2 separate regions of the Mus musculus genome follow, and region 2 is linked to region 1. Evidence: chromatin loops called from intact Hi-C (ENCODE). Cell type or tissue: gastrocnemius. All regions are shown on one strand. Links, peaks and the distances in the headings refer to the core of each region. The heading gives the core; the rest is flanking DNA. Region 1 overlaps Rnf212b (ring finger protein 212B). Region 2 holds the start of Myh7 (myosin, heavy polypeptide 7, cardiac muscle, beta).

Region 1 (5,374 bases), core at 168-5,167:
CCACGTTCAGTGCTTACATCTGGAAAGGTCTACAGCTTTACTCAAAGAAAGAAAAGGTGCTAGCTGGAGATGTAACTTAGTGCTTACTTGTTCTGGCTGGCCGCCATTTCCTGGGCCTCCTTCACAGCTGCTTCTAACTTTGTAATTCTGTCCTTATAAAAGGCAATAAGAAGATCTGTTTGTTTCTTCTGAAAGCACCACACCTACTAGGAAAAAAGAGGTCTTTAGCAAAAACTTATATTAACGCCTCCATATTACTTTTGACTATAAAGGGAAATGCACTAAGTTATAGTTTAGAACTGGTCTTCCCCTATAGCCTTTAGTATAACTTGTAACTCGGGCTGGAGAGATGGCTCAGAGGTTAAGAGCACTGACTGCTCTTCCAGCGGTCTGAATTCAAGTCCCAGAAACTACATGGTGGCTCACAACCATCTGTAATGGGATCTGATGCCCTCTTCTGGTGTGTCTGGAGAGAGCAATGGTACTCATATACATTAAATAAATAAATAAATAAATAAATAAATAAATAAATAAATAAATAAATAAATAAATAAATCAAGGGAGAGCCAAAGCTTTCCATTTTAGGACACTGGCTTTCTCTTACCTTAGTGGGAATATTCTGGCATTGTAGAATATTATATACATATAATACTTAGACTGTGCTATTTGAAGGTTGTTTGTGCTGTTTCAGTAAAGAGTGAAGCTGTGACCAGGTGTGATGACACACACTCATCATCCCAGGACCCAGGGGAAAGAGGCAGAAGGATGAGGTGTTTGAGGCTGGCCTTGGCTGCCCACAATGTGAATTTGAAGCTGGTATGGGCTATGAGATCCTGTCTCAAGGAGGAAGGGCACAAAAGAATATTTCTGATTTTTGTTAAGTTTTCTGATTTATTTCTGGATATAGGCATATAACTTTATCTCTTGTGTCATTTTTACCATTTGCTACACTAATGTACCTATCACAGGATTGTTGAATCAGAGTTAATATTTACAAAGTGGTTTTGCTGTGTCAGGCTCTATTTTGAATACACAGCAGAATTTATGTCTCATCTGCTTTCTCACTGATTTGACTATAAACCCTTTATCAAGGGCCCTTCCCTGGGTATGTGTACTCTTCTCATGAATTTTTTTCCTCATCTGATTTGCTTATAAAGATAAAATTTTAGAAAATTTGAACAGAGCAGAAGCAGAGACAAAAATTACTTAGAATCTTGGGAATGGTCTGAAATGGTGGGAGGGGGCGTTTGGAAGTAATAGTTACTATAAATCGATAACTATGTAATAAGACACAGTACTCCCAACAGTCTAGTTTTAGCTGTGGGATCAACATGGAATGAAATGAGTTATTATAAGGCATTTAAAATCTTAGCTGACTTTGATAGTTCATGCCTATAATCTTAGGTCTTATGAGGCTGAGGTAGGAGGACTGTTGAGGACAGCCTGAGCTACATTAGTGGACTGCAAAGCAAGATTCTGTGATAAAAAAGGCAGGTAGGCAAGACTGGTGAGATGGCTTCAGTGGGTGCTGTGGAATGTGCACATAAGCATACATACACTACACACACACACACACACACACACACACACACACACACACACATACATTCCCCCCACCCAGTTATTGTTCTATTGCTGTGAAAAGACACCATGGTCAAGGTAAGTAACTCTAATAAAAGAAAGTATTAATTTGGGCTTATTTATAGTTTCAAAGGGTTAGTACATGATTATCATGGTAGGGAGCATATCGTCACACAGGCAGGCATAATGCTGAAGAAGTAGCCAAGAGCTTACATCTGGATACTGGGGGGCAGGCTTCAGAAACAGAAACACACTGGGCCTGTTTTTGAGGTTTCAAAAGCCCGCAGTGACATACCTCCTCCAACAAGAACACATACTCCGGCAAGGCCATACTTCTTAAACCTTCCAAGCAACTCACCAACTAGAGACTAGGCATGTAAATATATAAGTTTATGGGGGCTATTCTTATTCACACCACCACAAAATGCATTCACATCAAAACTTTAAAAAGAAAATGTACAAAACTTTAAAAATTAACAAAAAAAGGGAGACTAATCAAAGCCAAATCCTACCTTAGTCCAGATACTGCTCTTTGAGACTGCCAAGGGTCACAGGTACACTGAGACTAGACACTACTACAGAACTCAAGGAGCCAGATTAGATTATGGGAGAGCCCTCTGACTAGTCTTTTTTTTTAAAATTTTAAAATTTTTTTTTTAAGATTTATTTATTTATTATATGTAAGTACACTGTAGCTGTCTTCAGACACTCCAGAAGAGGGCGCCAGATCTCGTTACGGATGGTTGTGAGCCACCATGTGGTTGCTGGGATTTGAACTCCAGACCTTCGGAAGAGCAGTCGGGTGCTCTTACCCACTGAGCCATCTCACCAGCCCTTTTTTTTAAATTTTTTTTTTTTAAGATTTATTTATTTATTATATGTAAGTACACTGTAGCTGTCTTCAGACACTCCAGAAGAGGGCGCCAGATCTCGTTACGGATGGTTGTGAGCCACCATGTGGTTGCTGGGATTTGAACTCCAGACCTTACCCTCTGACTAGTCTTAAGCAAGTCTTCTTTACCTTCTTACCTCCACCCCCAACTGAAACCTAAATCTTAGATGTAGCCACTGGTTATATAGCAATGTTCTCTTTGATAAAACCTCCCATCTTTGAAAGAAGCTCTTTAAGACACAGGAAGGTCTAAAGAAACATGAAACATTTCATCCTGCAGGGAACCTCTTTAAAATTCAGTAAATAACTCAGCTTCAGGAAGTCCCTGAAACTGACCAGACTCACTAGGCCCTATCATCCTCAAACTATGTATTAGTGAGAACTGCTAAGAGAACCTCTCAGATAAGGGAAGCTACTTGGAAAAGGCAGATGAGCCAAACTGCCTGGAAGGGCCTCGGACCAACTGAGCTGCCTGGAAAAGACTCCACCCTATTACGTAGATCATTTTCTAAGATGATTGCTTTGTTAATACAGTAACCCAGAGCAGATCATAAAAGTTGTTATACTACTGACACCACCATCTAGATAATGCAAGTGTTAATATTATAACACTATGTAAACGACTTACTTCCAGACCCAGACATCATTCCTTCACCTCTACATTTAGGATCAGACAATAAGTATCATAGTCTTCATGTTACAGACTTTGGCTCATTTCAGAAATTATAAAATTGTCAGGCTGGTGGTGCATGCTTTTATCCCAGCACTCAGGGGGCATGTACATTTTTGTGAGTTTAAAGCTAGCCTGGTCTTCATAGCGAATTCCAGGCCAACCAGAGTTAGATAGTCAGATTCTAAGGAAAAAAAATGTATAAAATCTAGCTTACAGATACTAGCAGGCTTTTTATAAAACTTACTGCAAGTCACTATAGTGACAATTACAATTTTTTTTTTTTTTGGTTTTTTTTGAGACAGGGTTTCTCTGTATAGCCCTGCTGTCCTGGAACTCACTTTGTAGACCAGGTTGGCCTTGAACTCAGAAATCCGCCTGCCTCTGCCTCTCAAGTGCTGAGATTAAAGGTGTGCGCCACCACGCCTGGCTCTTGTTTTTTTTTTAAAAAAAAACAGAAATATTATGAGACTATACTTTTGTTTTGATCCCAGGTGTAGGGATGTGGGGATGCCTCGTATGAAGCAGCTCGCTAGGATTTGTCTGGTACTCTAACAGAGATGTGGTTTTGCCAGCTGAAGATAGTTTTTGCAACTGTGTGACGTTTGAAATTCTGGGAACTTTGCAGATGATATATGTTTCAGGATATTTGATCACACTGTGAGAGTGTGTAATGGAAAACCCTGTTTCTAGTATTGGTGCAGCTCAGCCCTAGAACATACCTTTAATACAAGAGCTTTCTATTTACTGTAAAAATGATTGAATAAAATCAACCATAGGTCAAGAGATGGAGCAAGCAACCTGTTGACAGGGAATAAACAGGAAAAAAACCCAGAGAGTGAGAGGAAGTCAGAAAGATGGAGAGATGCGATGGAAACAGAAAGGAGGGACATTCAGTTGGGTTTTTAAGATAGTATGGAGAGGAGAACTGTTTTGGTTTGGTTTTGGTTTTTTCCTTCTGAGACTTCAGATGAGGAGGAAGACCAGCTGGGTGCTTTCTCTGACTTTCTGAGCTGGCAGGCTTTTACCACAGTGCCTGACTCCTGAGTCTTCATTTGGTAAAATGCAATGTTTGGTATTTTGTTTTAAAAACAACAGGTATGGAAAGGTTGGGGACCTGAGAGGTGAGGTAGGTGGTTGTTGGTCATTGAGGGAGATTGGTTGCAGCCTGTTAGTAGTCATGCTCAATGAAGAAACAAATTAGATTCAGGGATTCTCTCTCTTTCTCTCTTTCTCCTCTATACTTTCTCTGCTATCTAGTCAAAGTGGTGAAACAGGTAAGGGGGGGGGTGTCAAAAGAAGAATTCACAACATAGCAAACACAAGCTACACTGCACTCATCTGGGATTTCAATTACCCAGGGTGCAGTGTAGTTTAAAGTATTTTCAGATCAATCCTTGTAGTGCTTGTGTTTGAGTAACTCTTACTGTACTTAAAGTGATGCTGGCAATTTGGAAACACCAAAAAGAAGCCTTGAAGTGTTTCCTTTAAGTGAAAAGGTACAAGTTCTCAACTAGAGGGAGAGGGGAAGAATGTGTGGAAGTTGTTAAGATTTTGCTGAGAACAAGCATACCCTTGTGTCTTAGGGTTTCTACTGCTGTGATGAAACACCATGTCCAAAAGCAACCTGGGGAGGTAAGTAACTTAGCTTACATTTCCATATCACAGTTCATCATCAAAGGCAATTAGGGCAGGAACCTGGAGGCAGGAGCTGATGCAGAGGCCAAGGAGGAGTGCTGCTTAATGGCTTGTTCCAAATGGCTTGCTTAGCCTGCATTTTTTTAACTTTAACCCAGGGCACCACCCTAGGGGTGGCACCACTCACAGTCAACTGTGTTCTCCCACATCTATCATCCATTGATAAAATGTATCACAGGCCAATCTGGTGAGGACACTTTCTTAGCTGAAGTTCCTTCTTCCCAAAATGCCTCTGGTTTGTGTCAAGCTGACATAAAACAAGCCAGCACATTGTAAAACTGTGTAGAAGTAAAAAGAAATTCTTCCATTTTTGCATTGTGAATCTCTCATTGTGCCTAATTTACAAATTCAACTTTACTATAGGTTTATGTATACAGAGGAAAACTATAGCACATATACATTTCAGAACTATCTGCTGTTTTATGAATCCACTGGGGAACATGGTATTCCTTGTGGCTAAAGGAGGACTGTATTGTTTATGGTTCTTAAATTAGGCATCATCTCTCAATAAAACAGGTGGATCTTGATAAACC
Region 2 (5,374 bases), core at 55-5,054, 160 kb before region 1:
TTTTTTCCATATCAGAATACTCTAGCATTCTCCTTCAGAGGTTTCCAGACCCTCTGCATCCTTGGCTGACCCTAAGATCAGAAATATCTGAAGGGTCTCTGGCCGGACCACCTCCTGAGGGCCACAGTTTAACCTGTCTCCTCCTTATAACCTGGCTCCCCATCTCTATCAGGAGCTTTCTGTGTGGTCCCCAGACACAAAAAGCATTTAGCTAACTCTTCACTTCCCCTCCACTTCCATTTGTTTTCCTGACAATGTTGCCATTTTGCTGGGCCAGCTTTTGGTGGGCTTGGGGTTCACCATGGTCGTGAGAAAAGTTTTATAGGTAGCAGCAGGGCAGTGGTCTCCTGACTCAAGGCTATCCTGTGGAGATGGGTTAGGTCTAGGATCACGTGAAGGTCTTGTCTTCAACCAATGAGACTTGGTGGGCTGAGGGAAATGCTAGGGGCCAAAAAAACTAACTCTGGTGTCTGCAGTCTGGGTCCCTGGTGTTGGTGTTCCTGGAGATAAAAACCATTATGAAGTCTGTTATGTGCTGATGTGTGCTAGGTCCCTCACCTGTGTTTAGTCTCCATAATCCTTGCAAAAAACCACATTGATGGCAAAACTGTCTCAGGGAGTTATGTGACTGACCATACAGCTAGAAACTGTGGAGCAAGGTCTCAAAGGGGATCTCTGTGCTCCCCGGTAGCCCCCCCTTTAAGCTCCCTCAAGCTTCTAGACTGGCCACTCCACACAGTGCCCTCTCCAAACACTCTTGAAGGAGAGATCTACCTGCTTAATAGACTCTTATTGAAACTGGTCTGCCTCCCCAGCTGGTCCCTGTCTATCAGAAAGTCGAGATTGGGGTGCCTGGTGTATTGAGTGGGCGGTGTTTTGAGTATGCAGAGAACAAAGCATTTTGGAACCAGCGGAGTACAAAAGAATGACAAGAAGGAGCAGCTGCTTGTAAAGAGAAACCTGAGAGAGACTAGCTCAGCTCCCTAATCCTGGCCCATGTGGAGCCAGGGATAGGTTCTCCAAGGTCAGGGGATACAGGCAGCTAGGGGCAAGTGCTGGCTACCACTCCTGGGTCCCCTCTCCTGTTCTCAGACAACTAAGGCCTCCTCCTCCCCTTGGGCCAGACGCCCTACCTCTTCTGCCTCCTCCTGAGCCTCTCCCTTTGGGTTTTGAGATTCCTTTCAGAATTCTCTTTCCACGCTCAGTTCTCCTTTAGTTCAAGACTGCAGACCCCCACCTCCCCCTAATTCCCAGCAGTAATTTTAGCAAACTTTCCGCTGGTCTCCACTGGCATGTTCACAGCAAATGGCTCCTATTTGGACCTGACATTTGATCAGTGTGGTGACAGAGCCCAGACAAAGCAGGCACAATGCCTGGGGAGGGGAGGCTCGGGAGGCGGATCACCTTCCTTCTGTCCAGGCCTTATTTGGTCGACCTCAGCGAAGCAGCCTCCCTTTTTATTTATAGCACTTGCTGCCCCTTTGTCTTGTCTCTTGTCACTCTGTAGTGTGCTCCACATCACCACCCACTCCTCACATGGGTTCGGGCCCCCATTCTCTCCACTAGGAATGTCACGCACGCATGCAAAGCACAAGCTGTACTCTGAAGCCTGGGTCCACTGCTACAATCAGCTGGACAAAGCTCCCGGAGCAGGGGTCTTTGCTTTGGTTCATTGTTACGTATCTCCATTGACCACATCAGTGCCAAGCTCAAAGTTGGCCCTCAATGAATACTCACATAGGAAAGGATGGGAAGAGCCACCCAACCGCCAACAGCAGCAAGCAGGAGGCCAAACATCTGGGATATGAGACAGAGATCTTAAAATTAGGAAACTGGCTTTTAAATTCTGCCTTGCAGAGTTGAGAACAATACTCCAAAAACACCTTTAGACCAAAGCCCTCCAAACCTGAAAGAAGGGGGAAAGGGTGTGTGGCTAAGTTGTAGAGATGGCTACCTAATCCCACAGCCACACAGGTTGGCCCCACTCAAAGACACTGGCTTTAAAATGGCTCGCCTGAGTCCCAAGCTTTCTTTATCCATCTCAGTGCGTGCACCTGTGCCTGAGCCCTCTCCCAGAGCATGGCGGGAAGGCACCTTCTTCTGTTGGGAAAGCTAGAAGAGCCTGGGAGAGCCTGGTGGTACGCCTTTAATCCCAGCACTTGGGAGGGAGAGGCAGGTGGATTTCTAAGTTCGAGGCCAGCCTGGTCTACAGAGTGAGTTCCAGGACAGCCAGGGCTATACAGAGAAACCCTGTCTCAAACCACCCCCCACCCCAAAAAAAAGAAGAGCCTGGGAGAGCTTTAGCCTTCCTTCGGCCCTGGAGGTTCCTCCTAGGGAGGCTGCTCTATTAATACCTGGCAGGGTCGCAAGACCAGTTCTTCAGCAACTGCAACTGCATTCTGAGGACTGCGGAGCTGCAGCTGCATTGAGGTGCAGCCCCTACAGTCTGTGGTCCTCCCCCCACCTTCCCCCTGCCTTCCCCCTGCACACTGCACACAGCTGCTCAGCATCCTTACCCCTGCTTTGGTTACCAAGAAACCCCACAGAAGCCCTTCCTGGATTTTTCCTTTCCCTGCCATGCCTACCCCACCTTCACAATGTACCTGCTTTGCTGGCAGCCCATCCCCCAGGCCTGCCTCTCTCCTTCAAACTGACATCTAATCAACTGGATTAATCCGCATGCGCTCAGAGCTGTGTTTGGGAAGAAAGGGGATTTCAAACTAAACCCTGAGTCTGTTGCCTAGACACCGAGCAGTGAAGCTTCTATAGCTGGAAGAACAAGAACGAGGCTGGGTGCCAGCGTTGCTCCCGGGGCCTGCAGGGGAAGACAAGGTCTCTCCTGTCCTGTCCCTCTCTCCACTAGGAAGAACAAAGATTGCACCCACGGCTAGACAGAGGCCAGGTGGACCAGGCAGCCGTAGCCATATCATCTACAGCCCTGGGTAACCCTGGGAGGCTCAGGCCTTGCGCCTCGAAAATCTGCAGGGCAGCGCTAGAACAGGAAAGGGCTCTAAAGCAGGACCATGAGCAACTGGTCCTCCTCCCCAAACAGCTTTGGCATACTTCTTAGCATCCCTAGCCCTCCTCCCCTGATTGGGATCAACTTCCTATCTGCTGAGGTTCCCCACTTTTGCTTCGCTGAAGCTGTGCAATCTTAGAGGAAGCATCTCCCACCCCCACCCCCACCCCCTAAAGCAAAGCACTTAAATGGATCACTAAAGATCTGCCTGGCTCTGAAGCACCATGATCCCAGGGACACATTGCCTGCTGGCCCAAGGAAAGCAGTGTGTGAGCCAGAATTCCTGTGTCCAAACTCTCTGGTCCTAACAGGAACCTACTACCTTCTATCTGCTCCAATCCAACCACCATACCAGAGCCATGCCCCCAACTCTGCCCTGCCCCTCTCAGCTGCTGTGACCCAACCCCTTCCCACCTCAGACAGATGCAGGACTCAAGCCAGGAGTGTGGGGAGGATACTGGAAATAGGGCCAGGCTAGCACTGGGGGCAAGGCTTCTAAGGGGGCAGCAATGCCAGGGTCAGCAGGACCCTCTTGCAGGCCAGCCAGGGCCCTGCCTGCTTGAGGTCGTGGTGGTCGTGGTCAGCTTACTCTCTAGTGAGCCGTGGAATGTTAGAGATATTTTTGCTTCACTTTAAGCTGCCCCACCCCCTGGAACTCAGACCCTGAACATGCCATGCCACAACAATGACGACCACTTCCAATTGTTTCCTAGCTGGGGGAGGAGGGGGGAGTACTGTTTGGACAAGGGAAGGGGGGGAGAGTCGGGGGAAATGCTTTTAGTGACAACAGCCCTTTCTAAATCTGGCTAGGGACTGGGTGCAGGTGGGGGATGGGGCACCCTGCTGCCCCATATATACAGCCCCTGAGACCAGGTCTGGCTCTGAGCATTCTCCTGCTGTTTCCTTACTTGCTACCCTCAGGTAGGAGTGGGAGCTGGAGGCTTCCCTCTGGGATAAGGGGCTCCAGGTTCAGGAAGTGATTCCTCTAGAACAGCAGCGGGCTTCTGGCATGTAGTACCAGGTTATCATTGAACACTCCTGTGCAGATCTAAATACGCATGCTTGTGCCGTAGGAATGTGGGAGCCCAAGTGTTCCAAGGTGGGGGGTGGATATCTATATGTGCATATGGCCCAGAATGCAATAGCAGTGTGTGAGCATGTGCGTGCATGTGTGCGTGCGCAAGTACAAGCACACATATCTTAAATGTAAGGATCAGTTTATATTTTATCACATAAGGTACCTCATGCCTGGTTACAAGCATTTTGGCAGAAGAGGGACAGAATGATGGAGAATAACTCTTAAGGAAGCCAGTTCTGTGAACACTAGAGCCTGCCTATGTTTGGGGAAGTGTCTGACTGTACATAGAGGGGTTATTACTATGTAGGATATGACCCTGCGTGTAGTCTCTGAAATAGCAGTTCACAGACATGCAGGTGTGGGGGGCTCTGGTCTTCGTATGCTGAAGAACACGCAGCCACAGGAGCCTGCCTATGTGCTGGGCTGTTTGCACATGAACACTGTGGGGAGCATGTGTGCTGAGGATGGAAGGAAGTTTACATTCACGTCAAGTGTGGGCACAAGCAGAAGGCATGTGTATTTATCAGGGCGTGTGCAGGGGAGGCTGGGGTGTGCGAGGGTAGTCAGAGGGCTGTTGGAATCATGAGGCTCGAGTCTGAAATCTGGACTCTGCTACTTGTCCTGTGCTCTGAGAAAAGTAAGGCTTCAGCCTCCACTTCCTCACGTACCCAAGGGGCAGCCGCGAGAGTGAACAGCAAGAGTGCATTGTGACTATTGTTGTGTTGTAGGTGGCTCCGAGAAAGGAAGCCTCAGCAGAGGAGTACAGGTAAGGGTAGAACAGCCCCTAAGGGCGGAGGACTGGGGCTCGGAGGTTGTTAGTCTTTGGGAGAAAGGAGATAGAGCTTGAAAAGGAAGGATGCCAGTGACCAGAAAGGCTGACCAGCGCTGCTAATCACTCTTCCACGTGCTGAAGAACAGAGCCAGAGAGGAGGGAGGTGCCAGAAGCCAGGCTGGGCCACAGCCTGTCCTGACACCGTCTCTTCCCTTTCTCCAGCTCTTCTACAGGCCTGGGCTTACCTCTCTATCACTAGACACGTTTGAGAATCCAAGGTGAGAAAAGTTGGAGTCCAAATGTTGGGAGATCTGGTAAAACTGCACATAGTTAAAGCCCAAAGCCCCAAGCCCAAAGCCTGGCAGGTTCCTTTCTGCCTGCTCAGAGACAATGGCCTGGTGTCCAGAAGCTTCATACTCAGGGCCAGTGAGGGGCAGGGACTATTGACAGTCAGAGATTGATACAGAGTTCTTTCCCCGAAATACGGTCAGGACACACTCAAAGA

The links. Hi-C counts contacts between places; a loop is a spot of excess contacts. Peaks named below come from ENCODE experiments on the same cell type or tissue, not always from the same donor. Only the 100,000 strongest peaks of a DNase experiment are listed, where the experiment ranks them.
Region 2: a loop joins it to region 1, with 2.4 times the contacts of the local background. A loop is called at or near these places in 2 of 42 quality-filtered maps.

Annotation. Positions count from the first base shown.
Region 1 is chr14:54,832,942-54,838,315 of GRCm38, reverse strand. Rnf212b (ring finger protein 212B) reads right to left here. Exons shown (of 15, transcript NM_001370899.1): 5 at 88-203. Among named protein-coding and RNA genes, the nearest start is that of Rnf212b, 21 kb to the right of the region's middle. In gastrocnemius, for the core only: a CTCF peak has its summit at 2,417; no DNase peak of the experiment used is centred there.
Region 2 is chr14:54,993,077-54,998,450 of GRCm38, reverse strand. It overlaps Myh7 (myosin, heavy polypeptide 7, cardiac muscle, beta), which reads left to right and starts at 3,902. Exons shown (of 41, transcript NM_080728.3): 1 at 3,902-3,940; 2 at 4,826-4,863; 3 at 5,092-5,147. It overlaps Gm31251 (a long non-coding RNA gene), which reads right to left. Exons shown (of 9, transcript XR_001781261.1): 7 at 1,738-1,797. RefSeq lists an enhancer at 1,227-1,557. In gastrocnemius, for the core only: no CTCF peak of the experiment used is centred there; a DNase peak (open chromatin) is centred at 2,741; H3K4me3 peaks cover 1,054 bases; H3K27ac peaks cover 1,499 bases.